Linked DNA regions of Homo sapiens: region 1 is linked to region 2. A link is a contact called in ENCODE Hi-C or POLR2A ChIA-PET data. All regions are on one chromosome and are shown on one strand. Each heading gives the region's core, a stretch centred on a gene start or an enhancer-like site at or near the end of the contact. The rest is flanking DNA. Distances are from core to core; before and after follow the strand shown.

The links. A loop is a pair of places that touch in the nucleus more often than their neighbours do. ChIA-PET counts read pairs that join two places held with the same protein, here RNA polymerase II (POLR2A). Pooled maps may share reads with other maps.
Region 1: a loop to region 2 is called in a pooled map, with 4 times the contacts of the local background. The contact joins the enhancer-like site here to the promoter of ZSWIM5 in region 2. A Hi-C loop is called at or near these places in 5 of 50 pooled maps. POLR2A ChIA-PET finds 5 or more read pairs at or near these places in 4 of 52 experiments (HEK293, HepG2, PC-9 and 1 more).

Annotation. Positions count from the first base shown.
Region 1 is chr1:45,245,529-45,249,600 of GRCh38, reverse strand. No RefSeq gene overlaps it. Among named protein-coding and RNA genes, the nearest start is that of ZSWIM5, 41 kb to the right of the region's middle. Within about 2 kb of position 2,765, at least 3 of the 41 ENCODE cell types and tissues checked have a DNase peak (open chromatin) inside an H3K27ac peak, as active enhancers do; they include PC-9, where a contact is called at or near this core.
Region 2 is chr1:45,203,714-45,208,069 of GRCh38, reverse strand. It overlaps ZSWIM5 (zinc finger SWIM-type containing 5), which reads left to right and starts at 1,465. Exons shown (of 14, transcript NM_020883.2): 1 at 1,465-2,314. The coding sequence starts at 1,720. RefSeq lists silencers at 1,239-1,658, 1,859-2,018, 3,987-4,187 and enhancers at 1,087-1,986, 1,987-2,887.

The DNA.
Region 1 (4,072 bases), core at 1,516-4,015, 40 kb before region 2:
GAATAGTTTATGATGGGCAACTCAAGTCACATGATATTATTTAGTCTCTATAGAAGCTGTTTTTCATAAAAAGAATGCTTGTCTGCAGAAGAAAACATAATTTTGTTCCAAAATACTGAGAGTTTAAACTATGATTATCCTATTATGACGTGGCAGAGGCTTTATTTTATCTCTGTCTGCTACAGACACTTTGAGCGCCACTGTATTCAGCTTGCATGGAAATCCAGATGTTTCTTTTCCTTGATTTGTGCCCCATTTGAAACTGGAAGCCTAATCAGGCATGGTGGCATGCACCTATAGTCTCAGCTACTTGGGAGGCTGAGGCAGGAGGATCTCTTGAGGCCAGGAGTTCAAGCTGTAGTGTGCTATGATCACACTGGTGAATAGCCACTGCACTCTAGCCTGGGCAACATAGCGAGACCCTATTTCTAAAAAAAAACAAAAAATTAAAAAAATCTGGCAGCCTTGGCCAGGCACGGCTGCTCACGCCTGTAATCCCAGCACACTGGAAAGCCAAGGTGGGCAGATCACTTGAAGTCAGGAGTTCGAGACCAGCCTGGCCAACATGGTGAAATCCTGTCTCTAATAAAAATACAAAAATAAGGTGGGCATGGTGGCAGGCACCTGTAATCCCAGCTACTTGGAAGGCTGAGGCAGGAGAATTGCTTGAACCTGGGAGGTGGAAGTTGCAGTGAGCTGAGATCATGCCACCGCACATCAGCCTGGGTGACAGAGCGAGGCTGCATCTAAAAACAAAAAAAAAATCTGGCAGCCTTATGGGTTATTTCGTGAAGGAAACAGGCCCAAATGTGGTATAGTCAGCCTCTTTCTCCAGCCCTCTACCTCCCACCATTTTCGCTTAACAGGCTCATGAACAAAGTGGTCCTGCTTTCAAAATCTAAAGAGATCCACTAGGCACTGAACTTTTTTCTTAGGGGTAGGAAGTACAAGCTGCAACTTGTCCTTCACCTTGAAGAATATATCTTGCCATCCCTCAGACCATTAGACCCCTGAAAACTTCACTGATGTAAGTCTTTGTCTTTTATTTTTTTTCCAAGGCAGAAGAATTTTTCTTAGTACAGAACAAAATGGAGTCTCCCATGTCTACTTCTTTCCACACAGACACAGTAACAATCCGATCTCTCTTTCTTTTCCCCACATTTCCCCCTTTTCTATTTGACAAAACTGCCATCGTCATCATGGCCCCTTCTCAATGAGCTGTTGGGTACACCTCCCAGATGGGGTGGCGGCCGGGCAGAGGGGCTCCTCACTTCCCAGACGGGGCGGCTGGGCAGAGGCACCCCCCACCTCCTGGACGGGGCGGCTGCTGGGCAGAGACGCTCCTCACTTCCCAGACGGGGCGGCCGCCGGGCGGAGGGGCTCCTCACTTCTCAGATGGGGCGGCCGGGCAGAGACGCTCCTCACCTCCCAGACGGGGTGGCGGTCGGGCAGAGACGCTCCTCAGTTCCCAGACGAGGTCGCGGCCGGGCAGACGTGCTGCTCACATCCCAGATGGGGCGGCGGGGCAGAGGTGCTCCCCACATCTCAGACGATGGGCGGCCGGGCAGAGACGCTCCTCACTTCCTAGATGGGATGGCGGCCGGGAAGAGGCGCTCTTCACTTCCCAGACTGGGCAGCCGGGCAGAGGGGCTCCTCACATCACAGATGATGGGCGGCCAGGCAGAGACGCTCCTCACTTCCCAGACGGGGTGGCGGCCCGGCAGAGGCTGCAATCTCGGCACTTTGGGAGGCCAAGGCAGTCAGCTGGGAGGTGGAGGTTGTAGCGAGCCGAGATCACGCCACTGCACTCCAGCCTGGGCAACATTGAGCACTGAGTGAGCGAGACTCCGTCTGCAATCCCGGCACCTTGGGAGGCCGAGGCTGGCAGATCACTCGAGGTCAGGAGCTGGAGACCAGCCCGGCCAACACGGCGAAACCCCGTCTCCACCAAAAAAATACGAAAACCAGTCAGGCGTGGCGGTGCGCGTCTGCAATCCCAGGCACTCGGCAGGCTGAGGCAGGAGAATCAGGCAGGGAGGTTGCAGTGAGCCGAGATGGTGGCAATACAGTCCAGCCTCGGCTAGGCATCAAAGGGAGACCGTGGAAAGGGGAGATGAGGGAGAGGGAGACCGTAGAAAGGAAAGAGGTAGAGGTAGAGGTAGAGGTAGGGGTAGGGGTAGGGGTAGGGGTAGGGGTAGGGGTAGAGGTAGAGGTCTTTGTCTTAATCTGTTTAGCTACTGTAACAAAATATCATACCATAGAATGGGTACCTTATATGAAGATATTGGATATTCCTTATATAAAGAAGTAAATATAGATATTTACTTCTCACAGTTCTAGAGGCTGAGAAGTCCAAAATCAAGGCGTTGGCAGATTTGGTGTTTGGTAGGGGCTTGGTTCCTGGTTCATAAATGGTATCTTTAAGCTGTATCCCCATCCCCATATGATGGAAAGAGCTAGCTAGCTCTCTGGGGCTTCTTTTATAAAGGCACTGATCCCATTCGTGAGGGCAGAGCCCTCATGTCCTAGTCACTTCTTAAAGGCCTCACTTCCTAATACCATGACCTTGGTGATTCATTTTCAACATAAGAATTTGGCGGGGGAACACAGACATTCAGAACATAGCAATTTCCTGAACTTTTATGATGTTTATTTTCCACTCCAGGCTATGCATGTGTCTTACAAAAGCATCTAGTCAGGGTATTTGTTATGTGACTTCCTGTTCATTGTACAGTCAGCAAAATGTCAACTACTTACAGAAGTTGGTTAGGTGTTATGGAAAGGTGATACAATCAAAGTCTCTACAATCTAGATTATGACAGAGTTGGAGAGTAAACACAGACTTGAGGCAAGATAGTGAAGTCCGTTTTCACACTGCTGATAAAGACATACCTGAGACTGGGTAATTTATAAAGAAAAATAGGTTTAATGGACTCACAGTGCCACATGGCTGGGGAGGCCTCACAATCATGGCAGAAGGCAGAAGGCAAAAGGCATGTCTTACATGGCAGCAGGCAAAGAGAGAATGAGAGCCAAACGAAAGGGGGAAACCCCTTATAAAATCATCCAATCTTGTGAGACTTATTCACTACCACGAGAACAGTATGGAGGAAACTGCCTCCATGATTCAATTATCTCCCACCAGCTCCCTCCCACAACATGTGGGAATTATGGGAGCTACAATTCAAAATGAGATTTGAGTGGAACACAGCCAAACAATATCACCCACTGGCATTCCTGACTTGCAGAGAATGGCCAATACAGAGCCTTTCAAGGATGGTAGTTCTCCTCTCACCAATGCACTTCTCAAAGCTTGGGTTAAAGGAGTCTCTTATATTTTTTGGAGACTACTGTAAGTAATCATTCTGCCATCTTAAAATCAGAAGTCCTAAGCCTTTCCCTTTTCAAACCACTTAATTTGTCTTTCATTTCTATCATTCCAATGCTCTTATTATCAGTAACCTCTCGTTACTAAATCCAAGGGACGCTTCAGCCTTTAGCAGCATTTAACAATTTCTATTCTTGGCTTTCATGTTGTCATTCTCTTTTGGAGTTTATTACATATCTCTGCTTCTTCCTCATCTAATGGCTGGCTCTTCCTCCACTATTCATCCTCCAGTGTTAGGGTGTTTTAGGGCTATTTCTTCAGCTCTTTTCTTTTCTTGCCACACTAACTTCTCTCCTTAGATGATTTCATTCATTGTCATCATTTCGGTTACCATCTATATGTCAGTTGTGCTCAACTTTATCTCCAGGCCAGAATTTTCTCTCCAACAGTAGACATAGAAAACTGACATTATTATCTCTGCCCACTCCCATCTTCATCTCCATTGTTCTCCATTTTACAAAATGGTTCCACCATCCAGTAATTGCTGAATCAAAGGGGTTTATTCATGAGTCCTCAAATTTCTTCACTCTCACATCAGTCCCAACACCAAAGTCTATTGACTCTGTCTCTAAATACATACATATATATATGTATATAAATTTTTAAATAGAGATGGAATCTTGCTATGTTGCCCAGGCCTGTCTTGAACTGATGGCCTCAAGCAACCCTCACACTTTGGTCTCC
Region 2 (4,356 bases), core at 216-2,715:
ACTTATTGAGTACCTACTACACTGAATAAGCAAACAATTTGAATTACTTCTAATTCCAGCCAGCCTGGGCAACATAGGGAGACCGCCCCTCTACAAAAATTTAGAATTAGCTGGGTGTGGTGCTGTGCATCTGTTGTCCTAGTTATTCTGGAGGCTGAGATGGAAGGATAGTTTGAGTCCAAGAGTTTGAGGTTGCAGTGATCACCCCACTGCACTCCGGGCTGGACATCAGAGTGAGATCCTGTCTCTAAAAAAACTTTTTTTAAAGTGAATTATTTCTAATTCTTACAACATTTATGTGTAGAAGCATTATTACTAGCTCCCTTTTGCAAATGATTTAATAGAATCATGAATAGCATCACACACAGCAAGTGTGATTCACACCCAATTCTGCCTGTGCTCTTTAATTCTGAGATTACAGCAAAACCAAACTGTGGCTCCAGCCTGTCTCCAATCATTTACTCTCTTCTTACTCTTATTTTATCCTACACTCTAAATCTCTCTTACTTTGAAGGGCAAACTCAACTATAGAAACTCTTTTAATACAGTTCTTGGAACGTTTTAAAGTTGTAGAGATTAGTTTGTCAGCAAATTCTGAAATAATCTGAGCTTTCTTGATCGAGCAAGAAACAGTAACTTACAATTGCGTGTTGTTTATGGAGTTAGTGATGAAGCTGCCATTCTTGAGCACCCACTATGTGCCAGGCAGAGGATAAATTATAGTGAAGGAAATAGACATGATTCTCACTCTCATGGAGTTGACAGTCAGACATTAAACAAATATATAAAAATACAACTATGTAAAGGTGTAGAAGACTGAGCCAAGTGAGGAAAACATGAAAGACCTAATTCAGATTGGAGGTAGGGGATCAGAGAATTCTACCAAAAAACACGCAAAAGTGTTTTGTATTCTAGGATGCAAGGTGCTAAACCCTCCAAAAGACCCCACCAGGATGCAACCCCCGTGGCGATAAGATCTTGATGCCCCATTGTCAAGGGGTGGTGCGACTTTGTCCCACTCTGGGGTGGGGTGACCGCCGGCTTTATCCTACATTGTTGTGGCGTGAGGTGAGTTTTCATCATCCGAACTTTCTGATGTTTTCCCCTAGTGTCTTCTTTCCCAGCGTCTTTCTGCCAGATCTTCCGCTCTGCTGTGACAACCTCCTGTCACATCAGTACCGTTGGAGCTGGATTGTTTTTTTCTCCTTGTACCCCGCGAGCCTATAACTTCACGGAGGCGGCTCCTTGGATGGCTTATGGCCCCGCCATTTCATTCAGTCACACAGTCCATTCCTGTCTGGCCGGCGGCAGGTGGGTTGGAGGTGCGCGGGCGGGCGGGCGGGCGTGCGAGAGCGTCCGGCGCTCCTCTCCCCTCCGCGGTCGCCGGATCCGCGAGAGCGCTCGGCTCGCGTTCTAGGCTGTTTGCGCCTGGAGCGCGCCGCGGGCCCGCGCTCGCTCCCGCCTGTCTTCGCGTCCGCGGCGGCCAGGACACCGCGCGCCGCCTCACGCTACCCTGCAGGCCGCCCGCGTCTGCCCTCGCGGCGCGCTCCCGGGCCCGGCCGCGGTTCCCCACTCGGGCCGGCTGGCTCGCGGGTTCTCTCGCCCCGCCCCCCTCGGCGCCACCGCTGGGCGCTTGCGCGGGGCGCGTGGCCGTGGCCAGGGTCTCCGCCGCAGCCCGAGCAGCCGCCGCCGCCTCAGTCAGTCAGTCAGTCCCCAGCAATGGCGGACGGAGGTGAGCGAGAGGAGCTGCTCTCGCCGTCACCGGTCTCTCCGGCTAAGCGGCAGTGTTCGTGGCCCAGCCCGCAGGCTCATCACCCTCGCGGTTCGCCTGGGGCAGCCGGCGGAGGGGCAGGGGGCGTCGGCAGCAGCTGCCTGGTCCTCGGGGCCCGCCCCCACCTGCAGCCGGATTCCTTACTGGACTGCGCCGCCAAGACGGTGGCGGAAAAGTGGGCATACGAACGGGTGGAGGAGCGCTTCGAGCGGATCCCGGAGCCCGTGCAGCGCCGCATCGTCTACTGGTCCTTCCCGCGGAATGAGCGGGAGATCTGCATGTACTCCAGCTTCCAGTACCGGGGCGGCCCCGGCGCCGGCGCTGCTGGCGGCGCCGCGGGGGCTTCGCCGGCCGAGGAGGGGCCGCAGCCACCCCCCGGGGCCGCCGCTCCGGCCGGCTCCGCCCCCGGGGGCGTCGCGGCTGGGGCATCCCCCGGGCTGGGCGCAGGGGCCGGCGCGGCCGGCTGCGGTGGCGAGGGGCTCCCGTTCCGCCGGGGCATCCGTCTGCTGGACAGCGGCTCCGTGGAGAACGTGCTGCAAGTCGGTATGTGCTCGTCCAGGCGTTCTCGGGTCCTCAGCCTCCTCTTCCGCGGGTGCCTCTTCTCGGCCCGAGCCCTGGGGCCGAGACCCCGGCCTTCTGCCCAACTCCTGTACCCCTGCCGAAGGACGAACAAGTCACAAAAACTTTTTTCAACCTTTCACTCAGGTCCACCACTGCTCTTTCCTCCACTGACCCTCTACCCCAATTTCTTTTTGTTTGAAGAGTGAATAGATCTCTCTTCTTCACTCTTTCTATTCCCCACACCAAGGCAAAGAGAATGGGGAGGTATGACTTTTTGGATGTAATAATTTCAGAAATGTGTTGTCCTAATTTAAGTTTGGAGAGGAGAGGATTGTTAGTAAATCTGGAACAAGCGGTTTTAGAGGGAGCGTTTGAGGGACAGACTGTCAGAGGCAATCTATAGCCCTAGCCGATTGAGTCTCGATGAAATTAACACTGGGAAAAAAGCCCCAACAAAATACTGCATGTTTCAGACAGTTTTAATTGTCTGCGTTAGGATTTTTCCCCTGGACCGGTGATGCTTGGGAATCTAGGCTGCGGACTAACAATAACCGAAGATGGAAATGTGACAGCTTCTCCTCCACACCCCCACCCAAGGAAAAAAAAAAAAAAAGCCATACAATCTGGAGTGGGGGTGGGGTCTCTCTTCCTTGTCAGACTGGGGTAAATCAAAAGCTGGTCACGCTGGGTTTTTCAAAAGCTTCTCATTTAACAAGTCCTATTTGCTTTTATCTTTTTGTTATGGAAAAATATATTATACAAATGATTTCTTCCTTTACTCCTCCGGAGCTTCTAGTCAGTTTGTTAATCTTATTAAATATATAAATACAGTGCTTCTGATTTGTGGAATGGTTAAGGAGAAGGATAAAAAAATGATTAACATTGACTTTGCTATGTGGAAAATTAAAACACGAATTTTTTTCTATTTGGATTATTATGGCATTCTGGAAGTACATATCTTTATGCGTTTTATTGTACACTATATGCTCGTATTAATTGAAGAAAATACTGATTTTTGAAAGGAGTTGAAGGGAGGTTGTTTTTAGAATTAAACAAGCACAGAAAGACACAAACCCCAGACATCTAGCTCTCCAGGTAAAACCTGGAGAAAACATTTGAAAAATGTTTTTCTTTGAATCGTGCTGTTTCATATAAAGTAATCTGCTTCTGGTTATTGAGAATCATTGATTCCTGTGTTTCTAACCAAAACAACAGCATACCACAACTTGTTTTGCAAATGTGAAATGTAAATTTATCCTGTGCCAGAATATAGTGACAGTGGCTTGAGCAAGTTTTGTTTATTTGAAAGAGGTTAGTCCTTTATTTGTGTATATTTTTGAAAGAGTGACTTGAATAAATATGTAATTAAGGTGTACAGCTTTAATACTGAAACACTGAAAACATGAAAATAAATACAATCATTTTCCTATTAGTCTGTAAATTTTAATTTTTCTGAGTTTCGATCATTTATTTAACTTTTAAGATTCTTGTTTCAAATATTTTAAATGGAAAAGGATCAATTTAAGTGGTCATTTTATAGTAAGAGATGGATGAGGAAGAATTTTCAAACTTGAGGGAACAAATAAAAGAGAGGAAGAGTTTTAAAGAGGTGTCTATTTTTAAAGTAACTAAAGTGTCACTTTCCAAATGAAATAGGATATTTTGGGTAATCTAGATCATGTTTAAATCAGATATTTCCCCTTTATAATATGAAAGTTAATGTGGTTCTGGAGTTATAGGCTCTCTTATGGTAGTTTCAGAAGACACATATAAACAAACATGTTTTCTGATTGACTTGAGAAAAGACACATATAAACAAACATGTTTTCTGATTGACTTTGGATTTCAAAGACGAAGACCGGTGAATAAATTTATCACTTTAAGTTTATGCTACTTGAGAACCACGAGCTGTGTAATTTTTATTATTCTGACCTTAATTTAGGTTAATAAGTATAGGAGAGAAGGATAGCCTGTTCTGCATCTTTTTGAGTTCTGTATTTTGGTATGAACCACCTTTAATAGAG